Regions from separate parts of the Homo sapiens genome. Here region 2 is linked to region 1. The links are chromatin contacts, found by Hi-C in ENCODE. All regions are on one chromosome and are shown on one strand. Each heading gives the region's core, a stretch centred on a gene start or an enhancer-like site at or near the end of the contact. The rest is flanking DNA. Distances are from core to core; before and after follow the strand shown.

Region 1 (5,831 bases), core at 2,200-4,699:
TTTTTATTTGTTAATCAGAACCTTTTGACAAGGGGTTGCCTGCATGGATGCTCCAAATTTTAATGTTCCAATAAAAGCAATAAGGATCCAATAAAAATCCACCCCTTTATCATGTTTTTCTTCAAATTTGAAGTACAATCACAAAAATAAAATCATTTTGTGCTTTGTTATTTTAAAACTAAGAGTTGTAATAACCATGCCATGGGGGCTTGGGAGTGATTAACATAAATTCAGGCATCATCTTGTGAGTTTTTTTCTTTCTTTCTTTTATTTTCTGTCCGACCTTTTTTATGGTTGCGTCTTAGTGAATATAAACTTTTCCTAGTTAGAATTGCAAGTGAAAGAAGTAGTTTCTTTGCAAAAGGAAAGAAGGGAGTTAAAAACTTTTATGCAAGTAGACTTTACTGTGAAATGTTATCTTTTGTTAGTTCAAAGGTTCCCAAAGATATAAATTCTTCAGAACTGCCCTGAGGTGCTAGGGATGTAAATTGAATACTTTACAATTTGTAGACTGTTCCTGCAGTAATGTGTATCTCCTCTGTGAGTGAGTGTTTGGGGATTTTTCAATTACTGGAGTCTGAAAACTCAGAGATTCTTTAGGGCAGAAAAAAGGCTCTTCTCAAAGTTGAGTCACTGATGTTCAAATTAGCTGCCAAAAGCACTATAATGATCTGTGTTCCAGATTTTGCTAAACAGGGAAAAATGGCCCATTTTTGTCAGGGGGAAAATAACCTCCTCTAAACGCATCCATGAATAACTGCAGGATGGGTTATGCGATAGTTTGAAAGTGAAATGTATTGTTGATATGTGCTGTATATAATAGACTGATGTTGTTTCTAAAAGACTCAAATGAGCTTCTTCATATTTTTTTTAGGATGGTAGCTTAAGTATGGCCTTTAGGCTTACTGTTAACAGATTTTTACAAAATAATAAATGAATACAATGATAAAATGATATATGTGCATTTAAAATTAGGCATATTTCAGAATTCCATATAATGCAGCAAGCTCAAAATAAAGGAGTGACTAACTGAAAATTATAATTTTTAAATTTTCATCTCATTCTGCCAACTTTTTCTTAAAATGTGTGTCTTGCTCCCATCCCCAAATTAATGCAATTTACTGGATTATATTTCCAATTTCTTCTTATGGAAGAGCTGCTAAGCACTAGTGAAATAATACTAAAGAGTTAGCTTGGAGGAAAAGTCACCAAAAAATGAACAAAAGAAATAGCTTAACACTGGTACCTTCCAGCCCACTGGATCATAATGAATTGTAAGCAAAGGCAGTCTGAATTAGAGAAACATCTATTATGAGATTTTTAACCAGACAAAAATCTGTTACCAAGTAGTCATCTTCTTTTTTTTCTAAATGGGTTATCTATTTCAATTAATATATCTAAAAGGATTTATTGTTGTGCAATTTTAAATTCAAATACATGGTTCCATATTGTTTAAGCAGCTTGTTCTCTTAACTAGGTCAGCTATTCTTATGTTGTCATTTCATGCAAACTGTTTTTGAAAGAAAAAAACAACCACAAATAAAGCATTCTTTAAGTGATAGATCTATACCTTTGTTCCTGTCAGATTCTCAGTAAAACAATCATACTGAGAAGATTGAGTTTTATTCTACCAGAAAGGAAGAGATAATTTTTTTAAGGTTTCATGAACACACAACCTCATAGAACGTTTGATTTAATGGTTATTTTCTGACTCTGCTTTTTAAGGAGTAAGAGATAAAAGGTAAGAAATAAAAAGACAAAGCTAAAATGCAATTAGGTTCAACTCTGAGAACTTATTAAGTCAGAGAGGTGAATTAAAACTTTTCCATTTCTAGTTACTAAACATTTACTGAGAAACTACTATGCTTGAGGCAATAAACTACATGGGAGAGATATAAACCTAAAAATTGATCTTTGGCTGTTTAACCCCAAGGATTTTACTATGAATAAAATATGCTATACAGAACTAAGAAACAAATAAAGCAATTGATGCTGAAAAAACAAACAAAAAATAATGTAGTCTTGGGAACTCGGCAAGGCTTCTCAAGGAGGAAGGGATGCGCAGGTTGCCCATTGATGAAGAATAAGAAGGCAAAAAAGAACGCAAGGGTAGAGTCCTCAGGATAGAAAGACTGGCATAAACAAAGGCATGGAGGTGTGAAATTGCACAATGTTTGTAGGGAACTACTACATTTCAGTTACCCAGAGGACAGACTACAAGTTGAAGAGTTGAAAGAAGCAAGGTTGCAGGAACAGGCAAGGCCGGGCATGGAGAAGATGTTTTATGCCATGCTAAACTCTCAAATTTTCATTGCTTGCATATTTACGGCCTCAGTAAGTTTCTGATATACATCTTAGTCAGAAGAGTAAGGTTCTTGCAGTAGCCCAGGGTCATGATTTGATGAGATATTACCGTTTTATAGTAAATTAGTAGATGAGATTGATTTTGTTTTAATTTGGTTGGATTGGCATTTTTTAACAATCACTATAGCTTTCTAAGTGCATTCAAAGTTTTGAAAGCCAGTTGAACAAAAGTCGGCTTGCCAAAAGGCTATTTACTGAATATGTGATAAACCAAATGACCAGTTCGCCAACAGCCAATTCATCAGTTTACTGAGTGAGTCATTTTATTGAACTTTCCACATATGTTCAAGGATATGAAGAAGAAAACACGCATGGACCTGAGCGTTCCATAAACACAGTACTCTTTGAAATGAATATTCCAAGAAAAAGTAGTGCTGAAAGTAAACACTTGAGAAATTGAAGGAAAAAAAATGCCTCCACATGTCAAATTGTCTTGGGGCCAAAAAACATTATTAAACCATACATGCATTTCTCATATTGACCAATAGTCATGTAAATTTTGTAGACTGTTCTGTGGACAGAATTTGGCCTAATATTTTATTATAATTTGACAACTCTGGCTTTCCATTTAATGATGAAAAGTTCAAAGAACAAAATAAAAGAGATAGGTAGTTTCTACCACACACAAAAGAAATATTTTAAAAATTTTAACTTTTTTGAATACAAAATGATCATGGTGGACTTTTAATTGATGAAAAATTATTAAAATCAATTTTCACTTTGCTAACTGATCCGTTACATCTATACATCAACACAATTCACTTTAGAAAATTATTCATAAGGAATATATGTATCATTTGTAATACGACTATATATGCACAATAAAATCACAGTGGTGAACCAGTAATTCATTTACTGCGTTCGTAAAACACCTTCTTAGCATATTTCTTATGTCAAGGGCACCCTATGTTGTTCCGAAGTTATTTTAGAATTTTTAAAACCACAAAACATTTCCCATCCTCTGAGATTTGGTCTGCAGTGGGTAGACCATCCCCGGCCTGTCAACACATCGCGCCAGGCCAAGCCAGAGTCTGGGTAGGCCGGTGGCAGATGCGCGGGGCTGCCCGCTTTCCTGGAAATGCCGGCGTCTTTCTCCGCTGTTGGTCGCCTGACTACAAAGATGACACAAGCAGCGGTGGCACTCGTGCTTCCTGGCAAGGCTCCCATTTCTTGGCTTCAGTCTCTGCTCACACGCAGCCGGCCCCGGTCACTCCGCACAGTTTTTCAATGTAACCAACAGGCCGCGGCTCACCTTGAGCTCATTAGCGCACGCAGGCGACTTTCCAGCCGCGCGGCAAATGGAGCCCCAGCGTCCTCGGAGGGAAGGAGGAGGAGAGGCGGAGAAGGATGGGAGCCGGCAGAGGAACCGCAAGGCCCGGGTGCTCAAGGCCTTGTAGTGCGGGTGGGGGTTCTCTCCGCCCCGCCCGCTGCCACGGCCCTGCTCTCCGCCAGTTCTCAGCCTCCCCACCCATCCCAGGGCGCGCCCCCACCCTGCGCTCGCTGGGCACCCTGCCTCCCAGTGAAGTCAGCAGTAGGCAATGACAGGGAAAGAGCTTATCTATCTGTGAGGAAAGAAGCCACGTTGATGGTTCCCTAGTGGATGTAATTGTGCTCATTACTGCCCATTTACATTTCATCACTCGATTATCACAAATGCCTCATTACTGTTGAAAAGGGTTTGCTGGTGAACTCCTTGCTGACTATTCATCCCTCAGCTCGGATGTCACCAGGCAGGCTGATTGGAAAAGGAGGAGGGCGAGGAGGAGCCGAAGAGGGGCGAAGGTGAAAAAGGTCTTCTATCCGATTTGATTAAAGGCCGTGATTTAAATCGATATTTAATAAAGTGGCTGCTACCACATAACACGGGCAATTCCCCATGCAGTCAGCATGGTGATTAGAGGCCCCTCACTGCCTGCTACATAACTCAATTGGGTTTTGTGCACTGGTCTGGCACCTGTGTCCCTCAGAACTGCGCCTCCAATGTAATAGGTTTATGAGCCGATGAACAGAGGTGATAGGTTCTAAATGGATTAACTAGGTGTCTGCAGTCTGGTGATGAATACATCAGGCAAAAAAAAAAAAGTCTGCATAAGCAGGAGAGTGATAGGAAGTGTTGACAGACACTGTGTGTGTCACGAGCCCCACAGGGTAAACACTGGCTCGGTGCCTGTCATTCAAGTGCTTTCTCAGAGTAATGGGTGAAGATATCAGGCCCGGCTGCTTAACAAGCCTGCAGGTGCCAGGGCACCAAGGCCTGCTGCTGAAAAAGGCTTCCACAGGGCACGCCTCACCCACCAGCTACAGCCAGCTTAAGAATATGCCTCTGAGATGATATTCTTTTCTGTCTCAAAATAGATTGGAATTCCTGGGCTAACTGATTTGTGCTACCTGCCTGGAGCATGGTGTTAAGAAAGAGTCTGAGGTTATATCCAGATTCAGTGGGAAAACATTAAATAGCACTAAAGTGCTGTGGACACAGCAGAGAGGAGTGAGTGGGGTATGATTTCTGCATAGTTGTCATCCCTTCACCCTCATTAGATGCCTGTAATAGCAAGATTCGTGTATCCCATGGTTTCAATATAATAATGCAAATACTCATATACATGCATAGTTGAAAGGGACTCAAATTCAAATCCAATTTAATAATCCTTCTCAGGTGTTCATAAACAAGAGTATGGTATAGTTGAGTTTTATCAGAAATTTCCGGTACTCCTAAACTTTTTGAAATAAGACCAAAATAACGCATTTTTAAGATGGGATATGGCTGGTATAAATTACATTGCAACCTTCCTACCCCAGAATTAGCAAGCTATAAATTAGGGAAACAGTGCCATTCTTGAAAAAAAAAGGGGGTGGGGAATCTGACCTAAAGTTATCATGTAAAAAGCAATTATTTATGTTGAGAGTTTAATAATTAATGATTCAGTAAATGCAGTCGAAACATACATTGACATACACAGCAGTGAATGGTCGTGACTTTTGTAGAGTTTTAGGGAGAAAATCCTGAAAAAAGAATCAACTTTCTCTCATTTGGTGAAACTACGAAATGCAGGATGTATAATAATTTAAAAATAATTGCTGAGGAATCTATTGTAAATTTGGTCCCAATGTGATCTGAAAATAAATTTTTGATTTTAAAATCAAAATAAAATATGTAATTTAAAATTGACCTCACGAATTTGGAGGAGGCTTTAGGTCCAATGTGGTCTTATGGGGAGGCACTATTAATGGTTTTCTGATACAACTGAGTTCCATCAATTGCTATCTCAGCCACTTTTAATTTTGTGATTTATATTTCCCACAAACTCCAAAATACAAATGGGTGCCAATGAAACTATAAAGAGCTGTAAAATCTATGTTTTCAGTATCTGTGCAGGAGATGCTGAGGGAGAAAATACAATATCTTTACAACCTAAGAATTCAAAAATAACCAATAGATGCTTATGAAAACTGTCTGTGACCCAGTC
Region 2 (5,831 bases), core at 2,171-4,670, 1.0 Mb before region 1:
CCACTCATTGCTGTCCAGCAAAAAACTGCATTTCTCAGCCTTTCTGTTAGCTAATAATGCAGGCTATGTAACTAAGTTTTCGATACTGGAGTGGAAGATACTAGAATGTAACATTTGTCAGATCTTTTGCCTTTCTGCTGGCTGGGATGTGGACGTGATGACTGGAGCTTAAGCAGCTTTCTTGGACTGTAAAACAGCCCACTTGGGATGGCAGAGCAACAAGATGGAGGAAATTAGGTCCTGAGAATGATGGAGTTCCCTTATAAGCCATGGCCCTGTCCATATCTGTTTTGTTGTTGTTGTTTTTTAGCAGTTGAAACAGCTTAAACACCATAACAAGCTCACTGTTACTTGCAGCAAAATACAATTCCTTTTTTAAACATACGTAATTTTTATTTGTCAGTTATACCTTAATGAAAAATGTAATAGTCAAAACAAATGATATATTTGGAAATTTTTAAATATACACTTATAAGTAAAGCCATGGATCAAAAAATAAGTCACACTGAAAACTAGAAAACATTTTGAATTGACAATTGTGAAAATGCCACATGCCAAATATTGTGGCATTTCACAAAATCTACTTTGAGTGAAATGTATAGCGCAAAAGCCTATAAATGCTGACATTTAAGAAGTGGGAAAACATTTTTTTTAATTAGCTAGTCATCCAAATTAGAATTAGAAAACAACAGCAAAATAAATTCAAAGATCAAAAATGAAAAATTAATGTAAGAGCAGAAGTAAATAAATACAACTAAAATTTATAATATAGAGCATTACAAAGACAAGCAGTTCTTTAAAAAGCCTAACACAATTGAAAAACCTGTAAGCAAGAGTGAAAAAGTGAAAAAAGAAAGGACACAAATAAACTATATTAAGAATGTAAGGGGGCTCGGCCCAGTGGCTCATGCCTGTAATCCCAGCATTTTGGGAGGCCAAGGCAGGAAGATCACTGGAGGTCAGGAGCTTGAGGCCAGCCTGGCCAACATGGTGAAAACCCATCTCTACTAAAATTATAAAAAAAATTAGCTGGGCGTGGTGGCATATGCCTACAGTCCTAGCTACTCGGGAAGCTGAGGCAGGAGAATGGCTTGAACCTGGGAGGCGGAGGTTGCAGTGAGCCACGATCAAGCCACTGCACTCCAGCCTGGGCCACAGAGGGAGACTCTGCTTCAAAAAACAACAAAGACAACAACAACAAAACAACAACAACAAAGAATGTAAGAGGGGCCAGGCGGGCTGGCTCACACCTGTAGTTCCAACGCTTTGGGAGGCTGAGGCAGAAGGATCACTTGAGCCCAGGAGTTTGAAACTGGTCTAGGCAACATAGTGAGACACTGTCTCTCCAAAAAAAAAAAAAGTAAGAGGGGACATAAATGTAGAAGCTGTAGACATGAAAGAGATAATAAAATTTTTCTATTTACAGGCAGTTTTATAAAAATGAATTACAAAATATAGATGAGATATGTTCTATTAAACATATAAGGTATGGTATACTACAGTAAAACACAATTCTTAACACATGTGTATACCATACCTAGTGCACTACACCTTGCTTTCTTCCTTAACAATATGTCTTGGAAATGAATCTGTAGAGTACATAGAGAACTGCCTCATTCCTTGTAATGACTGAATGTTATTCCTTTATACGACTGACCCATCATTTATTTAAATGTGTCTTATTGATAGCATTTAGACTGTTTCCAGTCTTTGCTATTATTAAAAAAGTCACGATATATAAACCCATCATTTCGCACACTTGCAACTCCATCTGTAGGATAAATTCCAACAAGTGGAGTCGCTAGGTTCAAAGGTGTGCTCATATTTATTTGGATCGATTTCACAAAGAAGCTATACCATATTACACTACTCCCATCAAAGTATAAGAATGCCTACTGCGGCCGGGCGCGGTGGCTCATGCCTGTAATCCCAGCACTTTGGGAGGCCGAGGCGGGCGGATCACGAGGTCAGGAGATGGAAACCATCCTGGCTAACACAGTGAAACCCTGTCTCTACTAAAAATACAAAAAAATTAGCCGGGCGCGGTGGCGAGTGGGCGACGGAGCGAGATTCCGTCTCAAAAAAAAAAAAAGAATGCCTATGGAGTCTCCTAAGAACAGCATCATCAAGGCCACCACATTCCAATATCTGTTGCACTTCTCTCATAAAGCTGAGCACCTTTTTCTTGCTGCATAGCCTTGTAACCAACTCTATTATAATAGAACTTGTTCCTCATCATCAGCAAGTGAGCATTTGCTAGCTTCAGATCTGAAACTTTCATTTTCCACTAGTAGGCTTCCGAAAGCAACCCTCTTGGTTCACGGATTAGGTGAGCCAGAACGCCAAATAACTTATAATTGAGAAATAAAAATAAAACTAATGCGAATGAGAATTTGTCTCCAAAAGTAGAAATTTTTCCATCAATGTCTCTCTTTCCACAACTTGCATTTGTGAAATTTAGAATGAATGTCGCAAGTAGGAAAAGACTCATTCTGTCATAGTAGAATCTTTGTGTATTTCTTAGAATACTTATTGTAGGTTTAAATTGAAAACAAAATCATCCAATTTTACACTTATTAGGGAAGAAAATAATCACAGCAACATATAAGATGTTGACAAAGGGCCGGGCGCGGTGGCTCACGCCTGTAATTCCAGCACTTTGGGAGGCCGAGGTGGGTGGATCACGAGGTCAGGAGTTCGAAACCAGCCTGACCAACATGGTGAAACTCCGTCTCTACTAAAAATACAAAAATTAGCCGGGCGTGGTGGCGCGTGCCTGTAATTCCAGCTACTCAGGAGGCCAAGGCAGGAGAATCGCTTGAACCTAGGAGGCGGAGGTTGCAGTGAGCCGAGATCGCGCCACCACACTCCAGCCTGGGTAACAGAGCAAGGCTCCGTCTCAGAAAAAAAGAAAGAAAGAAAGAAAGAAAAGATATTGACAAAGAATGAGTAAAGTCCAACACATGAGCTTTGACCAAAATTCCAACAGATGGCAGTATTGGCCAACTTTTTCCTTAAAAACGTAGGTGTTTTTTTTTTTTTCCAAGATGCTAATTAAACCTTGTTAGACGCGATAGATATATTTTCTGTAATTCCTCAATGAGAATTCGTATGTGTAGTTTATTATACGTTGTGCTCTATATTGTAAAAAATAACAAAAACCCTGAAGTGGTAATATCGTAGGCAATAATAATGGAATAACCGAGGTATGAATGAACAGTTTTGAGCACTAAAACACACTAAGGGCTTTGTTATGGACTGAAATGTGTCCTCTCCCCAGAGTCACAGGATTATGAAGCCATAATCCTCAATGTGACTATATTTGGAGCAGGGGCCTTTACAGACATAATTAAATTAAATGAGGTCATAAGAGTGGGGCCCTAGTCTGATAGGACTGGTGTCCTTACAAGAAGAGGGAGAGTCCTCAGAGAGTCCTCTCTCTCGGCATGGACACAAAAGAAAAGCCATGTGAGGACACAGAGAGAAGGTGGCTGTCTACGAGCTAGGAAGAAAGGCCTCACCGGAAACCAACCCTCACAGCAGCTCCATCTTGGACTTCCAGCCTCCGGAACTGTGAGAAAATAAATGTTTGCAATTCAGGTCGGTTGTATTTTGTGAAGGCCATCCTAGCAAATGAATACTCCTAACATTGTCTCTTTAAGAGCTCACCAGCCTGAGGTAGGAATCATTCCATCTGTGTTACTAATGAGACCGCTGAGGATCAAAGGGGTGAGTAAATTGCTTAGCAGTGCCTAGGTTTTATGTAGTGAATTTGGCTAAAATGGTAGAGCTCCCTGATTCTAACCTCCCTGCAGGTTTTCCACCACATCCACTCACCTCTACATGGCGAAAACCAAGGGTTCACTCTCTGTCTTCAGGGAGCTCCACCCAGCAGCAGCGTTTGACAGAGCTGTTCACTTCCTCTTCCTGGAGCTGTGGCTTCCAGAGCCCATGCTCAGCAGTTCCCCTCCTTCTTCGACTGCTCCTCTCTTAGGTGAGTTTTGTTGGTGTCCTTCATTTCCCTGACTCTAAACATTGGAGACCTCCACGTCCAGTCTTGGGCCTCTTCCCTGTTCATCCACAAGCACTCCCTAGGTGACCTCAGCCGTGCTTATGGTTGTTGGCCACAGCGTCCAAATTGACTTTGCTGCCTCCACACTTGTCCCCCTGCCCTGACCGAGCAGCCAAGGTGACTCTGTTAAGATACGAAGCAGATCACGCCATTGCTTGACTCAAGCCCCTCCAAAGTTTCTGCTCTCAGAGGAAAAGCTAAGGTCTTTTTTTTTTTTGAGATGGAGTTTCACTCTTGTTGCCCAGACTGCAGTGCAGTGGTGTGATCTTGGCTCACTGCAACCTCCACTTCCCGGGTTCAAGCGATTCTCTTGCCTCAGCCTCCCAAGTAGCTGGGATTACAGGTGCACGCCACCACGCCCGGCTAATTTTTGTATTTTTAGTAGAGATGGGGTTTCCCCATGTTGGCCAGGCTGGTCTCGAACTCTTGACCTCAGGTGATCCACCTGCCTCGGCTTCCCAATGTGCTGGGATTACAGGCATGAGCCACAGTGCCCAGCCAAGCTAAGGTCTTTATAATGTCTCCCTTCGGTACCAACAGCTCCATCCCCCAACTCCCTTCAATTCTCAATTTCTCTTTGGCGTCCTCTGTAGCTCCTCTGTCCTTAGCTCACTCATGCCTACCACACAAGCCAGCCATGCTTCTGCCTCAGGGCCTTTGCACTCACTGGTTTCTCTGCCTGGAATGTTTCTCTGGTAATGCAGATGCCACCATATCCTTGGAGACATCCTTATCTCAACTGCAAACCACCCTCCCTCTCAGCACTACCTAACGTCTTTGTTTATGTTTTTCCTTCAGCCCATACCATTCATTATCTACCATACTATATATTTTACTTACCTTGTTTATTTTCTCTCCTCTGGAATACAAAGTCCACAAGGGCAGAGATTTTTGTCTTTTGTTTTCATGGTTCTAGGCTCAAAACCTGTAACAATGCATGGCACACGGAAGATGTGAGAATTTGCTGAATAACTGAATGGCACCATGTTGCCTCACCTAAGGATAATGACTAAGAATAGGAAAAATTTACTGTGCAAAGATCAGTTCTTAATAGCTGTCTACATCTCAGAACAAAAAAAATTAGATGTAAACCATTGCACAAAGGATTAGATGAAATTTTTTTGAAAAATCAGACATTGGAGGTAAGTATTGCCATAAGCCATATAAGCAAAACAATCAAATCTCTGGAGACACTGGAAAATAAGATTGATTGTAAATTTGCTGCTGACGTTTACCATTGCTCTGCATAAATGCAAAAGGAAGCGCTGGCCAACTTCTCATGGGTTTCCAAGTCCAGGTGTCTAAAATTTGGCAGAGCTGGGAGGACTGCTTGAGGCCAGTGGTGCAAAATAAGCCTGGGCAACATAGTGAGATTCTGCCTCTAAAACAAAACAAAATAAAAGACAAAACAACTAATTCTGTTTTTTAAAAAAAAAAAACACACAACAGCAAACTTGACTATAAAGATTATTGCTGGGCACGGTGGCTCAGGCCTGTAATCCCAGCACTTTGGGAGGCTGAGGCGGGTGGATCACCTGAGGTCAGGAGCTCAAGACCAGCCTGGCCAACATGGTGAAACCCTGTCTGTACTAATAATACAAAAAATTAGCCGGGCATGGTGGTGCATGCCTGCAATCCCAGCTACTCGGGAGGATGAGGCAGGAGAATCACTTGAACCTGGGAGGTAGAGGTTGCAGTGAGCCGAGACTGCGCCACTGCACTCCAGCCTGGGCAACAAGAGCAAAACTCCGTGTCCAAA

What was found. A loop is a pair of places that touch in the nucleus more often than their neighbours do. Pooled maps may share reads with other maps.
Region 2: a loop to region 1 is called in a map of naive thymus-derived CD4-positive, alpha-beta T cell, with 7 times the contacts of the local background. The contact joins the promoter of LINC00518 here to the enhancer-like site in region 1. A Hi-C loop is called at or near these places in 10 of 168 maps with a recorded cell type or tissue (CD4-positive, alpha-beta T cell, Calu3, GM12878 and 6 more), 3 of 37 single-sample maps with no recorded cell type and 16 of 50 pooled maps.

What each region holds. Positions count from the first base shown.
Region 1 is chr6:9,396,894-9,402,724 of GRCh38, reverse strand. No RefSeq gene overlaps it. Among named protein-coding and RNA genes, the nearest start is that of HULC, 750 kb to the right of the region's middle. Within about 2 kb of position 3,449, at least 6 of the 41 ENCODE cell types and tissues checked have a DNase peak (open chromatin) inside an H3K27ac peak, as active enhancers do; they include PC-3, where a contact is called at or near this core.
Region 2 is chr6:10,432,411-10,438,241 of GRCh38, reverse strand. It overlaps LINC00518 (long intergenic non-protein coding RNA 518), which reads left to right and starts at 3,420. Exons shown (of 3, transcript NR_027793.1): 1 at 3,420-3,729; 2 at 3,816-3,994. MIR5689HG (MIR5689 host gene) reads right to left here and starts at 3,913. Exons shown (of 4, transcript NR_132993.1): 1 at 3,838-3,913. RefSeq lists an enhancer at 3,370-4,569.